2 separate regions of the Homo sapiens genome follow, and region 2 is linked to region 1. A link is a loop called in an ENCODE intact Hi-C map of the cell type or tissue named here. Cell type or tissue: dorsolateral prefrontal cortex. All regions are shown on one strand. Each heading gives the region's core, and the rest is flanking DNA. Links, peaks and the distances in the headings are about the cores only.

Region 1 (7,995 bases), core at 1,038-6,037:
AAGCAATCCGCTCCACAGGGGTTTAAGAACCAGCTTCTCCCTTCCCTAGAGTGACTCAGCCAAATCACAGACTCCGTTTTCACATCTGAAAATAAGTTCGATTAATTCCTAGGCTCACACTGAGGATTTAACTAGCTAACAGAAGTGATGGATCCTGCAAATAGTAAGTGCTTCCTCACTAGTAATTCCTTCCCTTGTTATAGTTCCAAAATCCTGAACAAGGTAGAGACAAGTTCAACCCAAAAGGCTGGAGAGGGGCCCTTGCAGATGGGAAAAATGCAAACTTTTAACGGACAGTTATGACAAGTGCCAAGGAAGGGCTCATAAATGTGAAATCCACAAACAGCGAAGCTATACATATCTTCAGAATCCCAAGGTGAATTCCTGGCTGAGCAAGCCCAGCCTACAGAGGTCCTCTACTTGAGGGAAGGCATTTGCACTTAGTAAAAACCACAGAATGCCTAGTACTTAGCCTGAGGTTTTAGCAAATAATTTATGACCCTACCGCCAAACTCTGCTTCCCATTCTAAGCACTTACGCCTGTGCTGTGTAGCCACAGCTCATGGCCAGCAGGGTGTGGTGGACTGCGGAGGGCCAGAGGAGTGGGCCACACACCTGGGCTGGGGCCCAACTTGGCCACTTATAGCCATGGGATTTGGGACAAGCTAATGTCTCTGAGCGTCAATTTTCCCGCCTGTACAATGGGAATCATGATGCCTTCCCGCTGAGAATGCCATAAAGATGAAGTGAGCTCAAGTGCAATGAAAGGACTTTATAAACCAACAAGAGGTTCTGCCATTCAGAGAGAAGCTGTCATAGTGCTCTTTCTTGGAAGAAGCCCAGTGATGCGCCCAGGGCATCCAATGTGCCCCATGGACTCCCCAGTGGGAGGAGGCTCATCTCTCTGGAATGGAGCTTGCAGTATCAGCCATGCCACAAGTGGGAAGAGGGAGAAACAGGTCTGGTCTTCGGCATTACTAATCTTGCTGCTCTTCTGTTCCTGTCAGCAAGCAACCTACAGGATTCTTGGGAGGTGAGCTGTGTGGGTGCTTGTGGCTTAACCTACATCCCATCACCCAGGCACCCATATGCACCAGTTTACCTGGTTTCCACGTGTTGTCCCTATGTATTTATAAACAAAACTCCCTTTTACTCTCAGAAGTGTCCCAGGTTGGATAACTCACACGGTACTCCCTGATTTAGGACATTTTCCTGGAGCCACAACCAAGGAAATGGAATCCCTTACCAATCCCACTCCCCACGTGTAAACGATAAGACACCACACCTGGGCGCCCCTTGGAGACCTGAGAGTCAACTTGCTTGCTTTATAGTTGAATAAACTAAGGCAGAAAGAGGGCTCAGGTGCTGTTCCCGAGTTCACTCTGATGGGGATCTCCAAAAATCAAGTCTCCCAAGTTCTAGGCCGGTGGTGTTTTTCTCCTGTTTCCTGTCCAGTGAGAGATGCAAGGAAGAGGGTCGGGAGCCACACCTAACACTGTGATGCTGATGGAGGCACCAGGAACCCTAGACCCTGCCTTGAGCCAGTCGTTGCCCTATTAGGTTATCAATAAATGAGGGTGTAGGCTGGCTTGCTAAAGCCTCCTTGTGTCAGGCTGGAGTGCAGTAGCACGATCTCAGCTCACTGCAACCTCCGCCTTCTGGGTTCAAGCGATTCTCCTGCCTCAGCCTCCCGAGTAGCTGGGATTACAAGTGCCTGCCACCACGTCTGGCTGATTTTTGTATTTTTAGTAGAGACAGGGTTTCACCATGCTGGCCATGCTGGTCTCGAACTCCTGACCTCAAGTGATCCACCTGCCTTAGCCTCCAAAAGGGCTGGGAAGGGATGAGCCACTGCACCCAGCCAAAAGCCTCTTTGTGTTCTGATTCACTATTCCCCCTTGCTGGGGACTGGCTGGCAGTTTCCTCCTGGGGACATGACTTGAGGGCAGGCGTGGAGGGTCACAGCACAGGAGATGGGCCAAGGGTTATTCCTCCAAGCAGAGCCCAGGGACACATCTCTCTCAGCTAGGTGCCTCACCAGCAGGACATTCAGGTGCAGTGATGGGCACAGACCAGCGAGTGTGCAGTGGAGGATGTGGGAAAGGCTCCAGCAATGAATGCCGAGGCCGAGGCCTGTCCTGAACCCTGGAGGGAGGCCAGCGTGGTCTGTTTCATCTGGTGCTCCTGACAAAACCCTTCCCAGGGCAAGGACTCTCTGAGTCCCCCCAGAGCCTGGCAAGGGAGGTGGTCTTGGCCCTACCCTGACAACAAAAATTATCTTGGAGAACCTCTGCCATTCCCTGGTGTGCTGAGAAATTCTGAACTGGAACGTCTTGTCCATCCAACATAGGCACGTCCCAGTTCCCCCGTGGAGCCACCTTCATATTCAGTTCCACAAGGGAGCGTGCACGGTGTGCGGGGCACCTTGCCAGGCTTTGAAATGAGCAGGACCCAGCCCCTGACTCTCAGGAGTCCTGTTCTAATAGAAGGGTCGAGGCAAACGCATTCTCCAGAGAAGGACAACGCCAGGCAGGGGAGAAAAAAAAATGCCAGCGAGACACTTTTAAAAGAGGGAAAGTCTGCATGTGCAAAACCATTCTTTGAAATGATGCATTTGGTTATGTGCATATTTGTTATGCATTTGGTTATGTGCATATTTGTTAATCTAGCTCCGTGATTTTTAAGTGTCTTAAACCACAGATTTTTTTTCCAAATAAAATCTTTCCTGAAACCCCCAGTGTGTTATAACAAGACAATGAAGCTGGGAGAAAGGTAAATGCAGAGTTCCTGGGGTGAAAGGAGAAGTTGGATGCCATCACCTGGACAGCCCCTAGACTCAGACTGACAGCCACCAGTCTGTATAATGATGAATCATGCAGCTGCTAAATTACTACCATAAGGATTATGGATCAGCAGGAAAAAAACATTGTACAGTGATGAAAAACCAAGAACAAAAGGCCAGGTGCACCATGGCTCCTACTGAGGAATAACAGGTGTGAGTAGTAGGCTTTGTGGCTGGTTTTCTTTTTTTTTCTGAGATGTGGTCTCGCTATTTTGCCCAGGCTGGTCTTGAACTCCTGGGCTCAAGCCATCCTCCCACCTCAGCCTCCCAAAGTACTGGGATTACAGGCGTGAGCCACCATGCCTGGCCTGCTTGGTGGTTGATTTTCACATTAAAAAATTGTATGTCACTGTTAATTGTGTCTCACAGGGAGGAGGGAGTGAGTACCTGTTCCCTGTTAGGGGGAGTGCTGGAGGCTGGAACCAGCATTTCAGATAAAGGGAGGCATCCAGCAGAGATCTGGGAACTGTCACGTCCTGAGGGCTAAATAGAGGCATAGAAGATGAGGAGGGAAATTGGGAGGAAAGAAACTGGGAGGGAACCAGAGCATAGAAGGGCACCCCATCACTCAGCGTCTTTTTGTGATTTCCAGGCAGCAGAGAGCTGTGTTTCTGAGCAGAGGAGTCACTCGTGGAGCTGCCTTTGTTCCTTGTTAGAAAGAGGTTCAAGGGTGGCCCCCAAGTGTGGTCCCTTGGCAAAGGAGCTCTCCCAGTTCCCCTCCCCCCAGGGCAGATTTGATTCTGTCTCTCTCATCCAGGAGCCACGGCCTGGGATGCCCTTGCCAGGGTCATTGCCAAGCCCAGTTTTCCCAGACTGGGCTCGCAGGCCCTGGAGGCCCTGGGAAGCCGCCTAGCAAAGGCTGGTTCAGGGGTGGCCATAAGAGGGCGGAAGAGGGCTGGGAACGGGCGGCCGCAGCTTACGCCTCCATCCCACTCCCTCTTCTTATCCAACCTTGTGTTTCAGATCAGGAAATTGAGAGCCAAACAACCCAAGGTCACATGGCAGATTTACAGAGAGCAGGGATTGGAGCTCAGCCTCCACACTCCGGGTCCGGGACTGCCGCCGTGCTCATCACCCTGCCTCCTTTTCCCTAACACCCTCCCATCTGCACACTCTGAGATGCTCCCTGAAAGCTGAGCTCCCCTCCCGACCATGTGAGAGACCCCACAGGCATGCGCTTGCTCACAATCCATTGCCAATGCCTGCTCCCAAGACTGCAGCTGCCAGTGAGATACGACTTGTGATTTAACGAGCTCAGTCCTTCCCGAGGCTTGATGGGTACTGTCTCACCACTCCCAGGATCTCTTGGCAGCAAAAACCCCTTTCCACACAGGGGCCCTGCTTTAAGCTGCATCCCCACAGACTGTCTTTTCGGGTGCCTCACCCTCACCTCCTGCTTAGACACGGCCACTCCCCAGCAAGGACTGTCAGAGCTGGGGGCCTCTGAGTAGCTCACCTACAGGTTTTCCAACTGAGCCTAGAGGAGATGCCGGGGCGCTGCAGGGAGGGTGAGGTGAGGTATCTGCAGGAGTTGGGGCAAAGAATGACCTTTGCTTCTGCTAGAGAAGCTTAGCTATCCATCTGTTTCATGTTACAGAGTTCCATGTATGCTTTCATTTGAACAAAGGATTCTCACTGTAAAAACATCTCCAAGCCCCTGAAATGAGCTCAAGCCCCCAGCAGGGCCTGCCTCCCCCTGCGCCGCCGGTCTTAACAGTCTATCAGCGAGACAGACCCATCCTCTCTCCCTTGTTGTCACCTTGTGGATATTTATAGCATTACCGTGTCCACCAGAGAGCGTAATGGGCTTTTTAGGCTAAACCAATTAAACTCTCCTCCCGTAAGTCATGTCTCCTGGATGGCTTCTCTGCCCTGCTCTGAGCTTGTTCTATCTTCATTATCTCGGCTCTTCATGGCAGGGGGAGGACACGGCCAGAGAGTTCACACACTGGTTCCTGGGGGATCTCTGCATCTCTTTCCGGCCCTGGCTGCATCTTGCCAACCACCACCTCTCATTCCTCGGGCTGTGTAGACATGATCCAGACCTGGGCAGTGCAGTCAACCCCCTTGTATACTGGGAAGCAGAATATACTCAAGAGGAGGTAGTCGGTCTTTCCCTCCTTTTTTTCTTTGCCCTTCCAAATATCAAGCAATATCAGCAACAATCTACAAATAGCAAGCATCTAAGCCTATGCAAAACCCACTGGGCTGGGCACCACGAGGCTGTCACCTGCAGAGATGGCTGAGTTCCGATGTACCCCCAGGCGCCTACAGTCGGTGGAAGCTGGCGTGGTGAAACATTTCCCAGTGTGCTATTTGTGATCCTCACGGGCTCCTGAAGATATTGCAAGCATCTGCGTGCTTCAAGGCAATGATAGTATGTTTCATTTATTTTCTAAATCAATAATAAAATAGTTACTTTTCTAAATGGAAGGGCGTGAGTGCTCTGAAGGCATGCCAGGAGAGCACACCTTCCCTGGGAGTGGAGATCAATTTGGCTGTGACTCAGTCTCCAGGCCGTTGGCTCAGCACTCAGCCGAACACCACTAACCATCCTGGTGGGTTTCACTATCATGCAGCATTAAATTCTTTTTATGTTTAGTCATACTCAGTTTAATTTACACCCAGGATGGATGGACCATTGGTTTAAGACAAGAAGCATAAGGAACACTGAGAAGGAAATACACTATCAAGTTAATAAGGAACATAAAAAATAGAATAATTCTAAAAATGTTTCTAGTACCCCATAAACCAATGCTAAAAAGAGAAAACACACTGACAATTATGGCCAATTTGGCATTTTTATTTATTAAGAATAAAGATGATCCAGTCCTGTAATGTATTTTTGAGAAGTGCTAACAAATAGCAGTTTCTGACCTGGCGAGGTGGCTCACGCCTGTAATCCCAACACTTTGGGAGGCCACGGTGGGTGGATCACCTGAGGTCAGGAGTTCGAGACCAGCCTGGCCAACATGGTGAAACCCCATCTCTACTAAAAATACAAAAATTAGTTGGGTGTGGTGGCATGCGCCTGTAATCCCGGCTACTCAGGAAGCTGGGGCACAAGAATCGCTTGAACCTAGGAGGCAGAGGTTGCAGTGAGCCAAGATCACGCCACTGCACTCCAACCTGGGACACAGTGAGACTCTGTCTCAAATCAAAACAAAACAAAACAAAAAAATAGTGGTTTCATACCCTTAATCTCAATATCCAGTGGGAGAAAATCCTTTACATCAAAAAAAAAAAATCTTGCTTTTTGAAATACAAAATTTTCATTAAGTTCAAATATGAGGTCCTAAAAAACATTGTTATGCTGCAAGTTATAATTACAACATTCATTTTAAAATACATTTGGTCCTCAAATGAAACATATATCAAATTAAAATTTGTCAACAAATCACTTTTTTGCATGATTAAATTAAATAGCATTTATCACCTCCTCAGTGATGAAAATGCCCAAATTCGTCTCTATACATTATGGTTATAATTAAAGAGTGATTAAAATATACCTTAAAATATAATTGATCATAATATACTGATCTAAAATGAAACTATTACATTTAAAAATCACTCTATTTCATACCACAAAAAATACAAAATGGTTTTTAAAAGTTTATTAGGGTTGTTCTCTAAATCTTTCTGGTTTTCCTCTTTCTGGGTTCGTGGCAGATTTGTACTTTTTGGGGCCCCTGTGGTGGATCAAGTTTGCGTGGCTACTTATGTCCAGTGACTCGTGAGTGGAAGGTTCTGGGCCCTCCAGAGCTCCTCTTCCCTCTGGCATGGTGATTGGCAACATTACAAATCGTGGCTCTTCCTGCAGCCCAGATCCCTGAGCTGCTGTGATGAACACAGCTCTCTTATTGAGCTGTCATGGACATGTCGACTGAGTAAGAAAGAAAACCGTGGTTTTTAAGCCACTGAGATTGGGGGCTGTTTGTTACTGTATCTTAACCAAGCCTATCCTGACTGATACAATTCCCAAGTAAGAATATGTGAGATTATCCATCTGTTTACTTCTAGTAATAGATCATCTCTGTCTCCAGGAATGACAGTGTGGTGGAACAAGCTTGAGCCTTAGAGATAAACACACCCAAGCTTGGGCTTTGGAGATAAACACACCCATGTTTGAATCCTGGACTAGCCACTTACTAGCTGTGTGGCTTGGGCAAGTTAGCCTCTCTGAACTTAATTTACCCACTGATTTAATTTGAATATATGTGCCCGTGAAATCTCATGTTGAGATGCAGTCCCCAGTGTTGGAGGTGAGAACTGGTGGGAGGTATCTGGATAGGGGGTAGATTTCTCATGAATGGTTTAACACCATCCCTTTCATGTTGTCCTCACGATAGCGATTGAGTTCTCAGGATCTGGGATGTGTGTGTGGCACCTCCTCCAACTCTTGCTCTTGCTCCTGCCATATGATGGGCCTGCTCTGACTTCCCCTCCCACCATAAGTAAAAGCTTCCTGAGGCCTCCCCACAGGCTGAGCAGATGTTGGCTCCACACTTCCTGTAAAGCCTGCAGAACCTTGAGCCAATTAAACCACTTATTTATGTATGTATTTATTTATTTATTTGAGATAGGGTCTCACCCTGTCACCCAGGCTGCAGTGCAGTGGCATAATCATAGCTCACTGCAAATTGATCGATCTCCTGGGCTCAAGCCATCCTCCCACCCTAGCCTCCCAAGTAGCTGGGACCACAGGCGAACACCACCACGCCTGGCTACTTTTTGTATTTTTTGTAGATATGGGGTCTTGCCATGTTAGCCAGGCTGGTGGTGAACCTCTGGACTCAATCCTCCTGCCTTGGCCTCCCAAAGTGCTGGCATTACAGGCCTGAGCCACTGTGCCTGGCCCTCTTCTCTTTATAAATTACCCAGTCTCTGGTATTTCTTTATAACAGGGGTGTCTAATCGTTTGGCTTCCTGGGGCCACAGTGGAAGAAGAATAGTCTTGGGCCACACATAAAACACACAAACACTAACAATAGCTGATGAGCTAAAAAAAAATAAAAAATAAAACTGCCCAGAAAGTTTATGAATTTGTGTTGGGCTCTATTCAAAGCCATCCATGGGCCGTGGGTTGGACAAGCTTGCTTTATAGCAACACAAGAACAGCCTAACACACCCACCTTCACTGGCAATTAAAGGGA
Region 2 (7,995 bases), core at 1,472-6,471, 140 kb after region 1:
ACTAGGCTTACCTTGCATTTAAGATTTTCCATGATTTGGTGTCAATCTACAATTTCAATAATACTTCTATCATTCTCAGACACAAAGTCTCCATTCTGGGCAGGATGGCCTCATTGTCTGCTCCTTCCAACTTCTGAAATGCCCTCCTTGATAATGTCTAACGCCCTCCTAAATGAGTTGTGTTTAAACTGAGACATCTCATTGTTGTTATATCACTCTCATTATATACTCCTTTATATTCTTATTCAACTGTTTCATTTATGAATGCCATCTCACACTCTACAAGTTTCTTGAGGGCAGATAGTATCTTTCATATGCTGCTTTTATCCCTGGGAATACAATAAATATTCACAGAAAAATTAATGTAAGAACTGATTTTAAATTACTTTAGATCTTATACTAATTTTAAATTAATTCAATAACTTCCTGGAAGTTTATTTTGTACTTTGAGAAACGGAGGCAACGGGCACTAGAATTTGTTCCCTGAGATCTCAGCCCAATTCATCTTCGTATCTCCAGAGCTGAATACAATGCCCGACACATGAAAAACATTAAAACACTTAAATAGTTAACTAAATTTCACTTTCTAAGGCCACAGAGTAAGAAATGGAATCCTGAAGTTCTAGTCCAATTCTCCCAAGATTGTATTAGTACTTTGAAATGTTCTCTAATTTCTCATATTTGTTCACATATTCTCCCTGAATATACTACAAGTATAGCAAACATAAAAGTTGTTCTATCTCCTCTTTTTAAAGCTCAAAAAGCAACCATTACAGTATTGAGTGCAGGCATAGCAGGTGGGCAATATTCCTATCAGATTTCTTAAAAAGCAACATACACGCAGCTCACAGACACTTCTCTGCCCCATGTAAAAACACGTTAGATACTCTTCCTATTGGGAAGATTTATTTTTCATCATCTTTGGCACAAGTTCTAGAATGCTATCTGCCAGGCCCCATGCCCCAATAAATATGCATCCACAAGCAATTATGGAGATAGATAGCTTATGGGGAGGGGGCACTATTTGGTCAGGTCCCAATGCTAACCTGTGGTTAGGGGGAAAAAAGAGTAGGGGGAGGGGTGTGGCCCTGTGATTAATCACTGCCCACTCTGCTTAGGGGTATTTATCACAGCCCGCTGTCAGGTAAATCACTGGAAAAACACCTCTTCAGTAATTAATGCGAAGTGACGGATGGACAGCCCCTGGGCCCATTAATCAGGAACATCAGCAGCCTACTGAGATTATGAATGTCAGGATGCATAAACTGCCGGTGGATCAATAGGCCCAGGAATTCATCCAAGGCTCTCATTTCCGAAGCATCTCCGGTACATTAGGCTCCCTCTACCCCTCCCCCAGTCTGAAGTGAAAAGCAAGGTTTCAGAACAAAGAGCAGGAGCTGAGGTCTAAAGTGATCAGTGAGAGAAAGCAGTCAAGGAAGCTGGCTATGGCTAGGGATGGTACCAGGACAGGCAACATGAGCACAGAGCTACACTAAGAGGCTCTCTCAGAAGGCTCAATGTTCCTGCAAAAGAACCAGGAAGACATGGTACACAACCAATTATTCAGAGCCTAACTGTCCATTTTAGGGATCATCCATTTTCTTGCTTCGAATTTTTTACCCATTTCCCCATCTACATTTTCTTTCCTTTCATATTAGCACCACCAAAGAGAGAAGAAAGAAATAAGAGAATGAAAATTCCATTTCTGCAACCTAACAATCTAGGTAAAAATTTTGATTTAAGAAAAACAAGAATTTATATAAAATGAAATCAGTAAATTACCTTTACCTCATCCCTAAGTACCACAATGACAGAATTACTGTAAGTACCCAGAGTGTTAAGCAAAAAAATTCCCCACCGAAAGGGTCTGCTCAACTTGTAAAATTTTTAGTCTGGAGCTGAAAGACTATTTCTGTCTACTTGTCATCCCAAGTTTAGTCAAATTTTGTATGGGAAGTAAGCTTGGGCTACAGCCTCATACTGAATACATACTAGGCTGGCAGTGACGGGAAGGAGACTGCACTTGCTGCCACATCCCGCCAAACCCCAGTGCTGTGCTTTGTGGTCAGACTCAGGCCAGGGCTGCAATTGTTGGTTAGAAAGTATTTCAGAGTTACGGCTGCCTGTTCCGCTAAATCTCATTTCATCCTACTGATGGATGGATGGACAGATGGCTGCCTGGTGAAAGCAGCATTATCAGCCAGCTTCTATGGAGCCTCCAGATGATGGATAGCCCTCTTTCTACTTTCTCCAAACCACCATCGATCCAAGCCATATTTCAGCGGTCAGAAGCCCAGTAATATTAAGACACACAATCAAGTTAAGTTACTTGCAGTGTAAACCTCTAGAACAGAAATCCTAACACCTCAGCTTTGCTGTCATGAACCACGCTAAAAATGTTACAGTTTCATTCTTTCTAGCTGCTAACCCAATGAATTCCAACAGCTCAAGCCCAAAGGGAATAGCTGGGCTCCATTCCTAGCAGCTACTTGAAAAGCTAGTTTGCCTGCCAAATTTTTTACTAGCCAGTTCATTTCTGTGAAATGAACTCTGCAGCAGTAGTGAGCGGATCTGTGAATACGTGTATATCCCGTGGAGTGTAAAGCTATTAGAATCATCAAACAACCTAGAGTTTGTCAGTGATATAATCACTAGCCTCAAACATGTGTAGAGCCTTAGACATACCAAATAGACCTTTTCTACCAACACCAAGGATAGCGATTAAAACTAGGACAGATTAAAATTATCTTTTGAACATAATCCTAAAATGTTGTTTCTACCCAGTCAGCCTGACTGGCTTCTACTCTCTTGCATACATATTAAACATAATAGTAAGTACTAATCCTTGCCTGCTTTCACAAGCACACTTCTGAGTCCATTTGCTCTATCACATTCTAGACACTCATCTCAGCTTGTCTACCGTGCCTTTCCTTGTTCCTTCCATCTTATCATCCTGAGCTCTCAGACAGCAACTTGGACTTGTATAATCGAATGTTGTGTCAAAGTTATTTCCACTGGTGTGGCTGGAAGAAATGGATTCTGACTCCAGCTTCATGACATAGGTTCCCAGAACCTACATGCTCTCTTTTGCTAAGCTTACTTATCCCCAAATGACTTCTTCTCATAATGTTTCACTATTAACTATACCCGAAATCAGCTTGGCCTGGCTCCTCCTAGTCTTGGCCCCTCTTGATTGAACCACTGCTATCCTGAGCCTATATTCACAGAGAATTAGTTTGTATTTGTTTATGGGGCCAAAAAAATGCCACGGTGGAGCAGTAACTGTCTTTCTATTTGATGTCATGATAGTTTACTTCTTTAATATCTATGCCTTAACAACATCTAGAGCTCTGTTTCTATCAAAAAAGAACATGCTATTGTTTAAAGATACTACTTTATTAAAGTGTTGTATTAAGAATAGCACTGCCCTTCAAATAAACATTAAAGAATTTTTACAGAGCCTTGGAATTAGACTTACCGAAAGGGATTGTATAGGTCAGAATTCAACATCCTAGTTTTTCAGATAAAGATACTGAGAATTCAAAATTGTAATGTCTGTGGTTACACAGATATTAAGTGGCAATGCAAGACTGGAACCTTGGTTACAATTATAAGGGCTGTGCTCACGCTACTATATTTCTCAGACATTCTGTTTTCATCCTTGGAATTTCAGAGAGAGTGAAGGCAATGAGGGTTAAGTGTTGTGTGCATGCCTATGTGTTTTGGGGAAGGAAGGTGGCCACAAATAATTAAGTGTGGTGACCTATATACTATTGTGCTTCCCATCAAGGTTGCCCATAGGTCATCTGAAAGCTATTCACTATCTTACAGAACAAAATTGGATGAATAGCTGACAATTAGATACCTCTATTCCTTTCTTCTCCTTTCTTTAGTATCTGCCCCAGCCCTACCCAGAAAGTTTTAGAAAGATAATAAGTGAAAGCAGAATCAGAGAGCAAGAGGCTCTATGACTTAACCTAAATGAACAGAGGGTCAATGTGTCCTCTTCATTTCCAAGAATGCCACATTCTGGTCAAATACAGAGCACAACTTCAATGACTGGACTTCACCCTCTGGTGGCCAAAATGTGTCACTACTACATTTCCCAGTTTCTAAGCCACCTGCATACCTATCTTCAAATCTTATAGCTGAAGCCAGGCACAGTGGCTCACGCAGGCAATCCCAGCACTCTGGGAAGCCGAGGTGGGAGTACTGCCTGAGGCCAGGAGTTCAAGACCAGCCTGGGCAACTTAGCAAGACTCTGTCTCTAAAAAATTAAAACAAGATAAAAAATTAGCTGGGAACGGTAGCACATACCTGTAACCCTCACTACTTGGAAGGCTGAGAGGGAGGGAGACTGCTTGAGCCCATGAATTTGAGGGTGCAGTGAACTATGATTGTGACACTGTACTCCAGCCTGGGTGACAGAGCAAGACCCAGTCTCAAAACAAACCAACAAAAAGCTTATAGCTGAAAAGAGCCTTTGAAAATCATCTGGTTGAGGGATTTATCTAAGACTATTAGAGTGGTAGTAACTAAGACCAGAACCCAGATTGTCTATCAACTAAACTAGCAGTTTTACCACCATTATAGCAGTATTATCAGTTTTCCACCGAGTATATGCTCACAATATATGCTGAGCAAAGTTTAATCAGGAAGTTAATTGTGCTGAAGAAATAATCACATAATGCACATCAAATCCAAATATATTATCCACACTAATACTCATTACCATTAAGGATAAATGATCAGGGTGATTTTTCCATCCCATTCCCCCAAAAATGTGCCTCATACACTGGACAAGACTTCTACTGTGACTATTCTTGGCACAAGAAAAAAACTTCAAACAATTCCCAAAAAAAAGCACTCACTCCAAAAAAAAAAAAAAAAAAAGGTTGTGTTAGGTGAGTAATAAGGAATGACAATTCTTCGAGCTGTTAGTTTTACATATTCCCTAAGCTCATATAAAGGCTGATTTATTTGCATTAAGCAAATACATTTTAGAATAACTAGTTTTGTACACTCATTTGCAAAGCTATCTTAAACCAAGACAAAGATTCTTATCTTTCATTTTAAAAAGTCTTTTTATAGTTTCTACTTAGTTAAGAAAGAACTATTAAGCCATGCCCAAGAGAACAATGACATATTTTTCAAAATCTGCCGCGATGAACCATGTCTAATTGTGTTTTCTGTTTCATTACAGTTTAGGCCCTACAAGCAAAAGTGAAGTAGTGGTAGAGCAGTGATTTAGTAGTAGTAGAGGAAGAGAAAGAAGAATAATCAGCTACCATTTACAGAGTGCTTACTACATGACAGGGACTGTGGTAAACATTGTATATACATTATCTCATTTGGTTCCAACTATAGTACTAAGAGATAGCTATGATTATCCCAATTTTATATAGGAGAAATCTGAAGCTTAAATAACTAAAGATCACACAACTTCTAAGTGTTGGTTAGGATTTCAAAGTCCCTGCACTTAACTACTAGACTAGACTGCCTGATATTCAGCAGAATGGTCTCACAATGATGCATTAGTTTCATAAATATTCACAATTTGCTTAGAATCCATGTAACTGCAAAACAACCAAAAAGAGTTCAAAGACTGCTGCCGTAAAAGGAGAAAACCAAGTAAGATAAGAATGAAAGATCTTTAATGCTTTCATGGCATGCCTATTTCCAATAACCTTCCAGACTTAAAAAGGCTGACAATAATTCACTGTTGTCTCTGAAACTTCCTCATTCACCTTGCCTCACCCTCAAAAGCCATATGGTAAAGAACCTCACCAGGTGTCAGGAGAGGAACACCCTCTCTTCTATTCCGCATAAGAATAATCTCTATACTTCTTCCTACCAACTCCTCCAAGCATTTGAAAATGCTGCCCTTCTCTACTTTCCTTCTCCAGAGGCACATTTCAACATGGGACCACCAACCAGTGAAACTGGTAACACAGTTCTCACCCTGGCAGAAGCTCAAAGTAGAATGTAGAGTATACGTTCAAATCTTGGGTCTAAAACAGAAGAAACCTGTACATCAAATACCAACTGCAGATGGTATTTTCAGATGCAATCTTAAACAGAATATAATACAGTATTTTAATATTAGTCTGCCTCTGCCTTGGACATTTATATTTACTGCCTCTGCCTCTCTGCCTGCAGCTGGACAAAGAATACAGCTTGCACAACTGGAAGAAACATTTCATGAAAAAACTGAGTATCAAGACAACAAAAGATACAAGATACATGATTCCAGTAGGATCTTGGAGGTCCCAAAATATATAAATAAACTGGCATGAAAAGGTCTTTCTCACGACATAACACAATTCATGCCCCCAGCTTATTTTATACTACACTGGCTATAGTCGTCATGCATCAGCACCAACTGATTTCACGCTTTATAGGCTGGGAAACAGTCCGCAGCTTAGTCTTTTTCACACTCCACTGACAAGGTAACCACACAGCTCACCGACTTAACTGCTCCAAGTTTAATGTTAGCACCTATTATTGACCACCTCAAAAGGCAGTCAGATAAAAGCTTTAATATACCGAACAATGGCAATATAATATGTAATACAAAGGTAGAGAGAAAAGTTTGCTTCCTACTCTGCATATGTAACTGGCGGTAGGGGGCAGGGAGAGAAGAAAAAAACTCCCTCTTAAAACTTCTTTCCCTCAATACACATCTGGAGGTTGGTCTGCTTCTACAGTTATTTGAAATTAGTTCCTCTCCTGGGTCTATTCTGGGTTTAACTGACATCCTATAGTTGACAATAAAGGAGCTCAAATGGATAAAGCTTTGGGGGCTTTACCTCAACCTTGACATGCATTAAACTTGATTTCTTTTCCTCTTTAAGATTCACAGAGTAAAGCTAATAAACCACTGGGTAAATTTTGAAAGTAGAAGCCACCAGACTCAATCTCAGCTAAGTGTCATATATGTTATCTCATTTTATCCCAACTACAATACTAAGAGGTAGCTATTATTATCCCAACTTTACAGATGAAAAATCTGAAACTTAAGTTACTTAAGATTACACAGTTTCCAAGTGCTGGATAGGATTTCAAAGTCCGTGGATTGGATTTCAAAGTCCCTGCATCTAACTACTACTGTAAGACTAAAACACATATCTTCTAAAAATTATGTTGGGGTAAAAATGCATAGCCCAGAATGCTAGTCTGGCTACAGCCAAAGGTTCATTGTAGCAAAGCTATTTATTTTGTATGTATGTTTGTAAAAATGCATAGCACAGAACAGTTTAATTTTTAAAATACCAAATCACAGTAACAACAAAAATGAATACTTATAAATGAGGTAGAGTCTGTCTGTTAGAGAAATAGCTACAGCTCCGTATCTATCACCTCCCTCCTTGGAGCTATACCAGCAGGTGTGAAATGTGCCTGGTGAGAAACTGAGAAACCAAAAGCAAGTTTCAGGCAAAGAAAACATTAACAAGTTAATAAATTTAAGAGTTTCTCTTCTATGCAGTTTCAAAGTTTATTCATTAGAGTTCCAAGAATAACAAATAATTACAATACAGTAAAATCTTCAAAGCAACGTTACTTTAAGGAACAGAATGCCTGTACACAGGGCTACAGAAGGCTTTCAAGAAGAATCATGTCCTGAACGAACATGGCTCAGGTATTTAAACTGAATTCTTATCTAGTATTCTTATGATACAAAGAGAAAGATAATTGTTAAAGATGGGTAAAAGCTAACAATAGGCAATGGCATTTTTTTTTTACCATCAAATACTTATTAAGTGCACATATTGTATTGACATCACTGCTGGGGTAGTAGAAATTATAAAGTAGGGGTCAGGCGCGGTGGCTCACGCCTGTAATCCCAGCACTTTGGGAGGCTGAGGTGGGCAGATCAGGAGGTCAGGAGATCGAGACCATCCTGGCTAACACGGTGAAACCCCATTTCTACTAAAAATACAAAAAATTAGCCAGGCATGGTGGCACGCACCTGTAGTCCCAGCTACTCGGGAGGCT

What was found. Hi-C counts contacts between places; a loop is a spot of excess contacts. Peaks named below come from ENCODE experiments on the same cell type or tissue, not always from the same donor. Only the 100,000 strongest peaks of a DNase experiment are listed, where the experiment ranks them.
Region 2: a loop joins it to region 1, with 9 times the contacts of the local background. A loop is called at or near these places in 80 of 110 quality-filtered maps.

The regions. Positions count from the first base shown.
Region 1 is chr10:98,305,480-98,313,474 of GRCh38, reverse strand. No RefSeq gene overlaps it. Among named protein-coding and RNA genes, the nearest start is that of LOXL4, 41 kb to the right of the region's middle. In dorsolateral prefrontal cortex, for the core only: CTCF peaks have their summits at 3,517 and 3,717 (motif pointing right); DNase peaks (open chromatin) are centred at 3,724 and 4,094; H3K4me3 peaks cover 501 bases; H3K27ac peaks cover 1,554 bases.
Region 2 is chr10:98,166,783-98,174,777 of GRCh38, reverse strand. All of the region lies in intron 4 of R3HCC1L (R3H domain and coiled-coil containing 1 like), which reads right to left. Among named protein-coding and RNA genes, the nearest start is that of R3HCC1L, 36 kb to the right of the region's middle. RefSeq lists enhancers at 1,010-1,511, 4,127-4,176. In dorsolateral prefrontal cortex, for the core only: a CTCF peak has its summit at 4,064 (motif pointing left); a DNase peak (open chromatin) is centred at 4,107.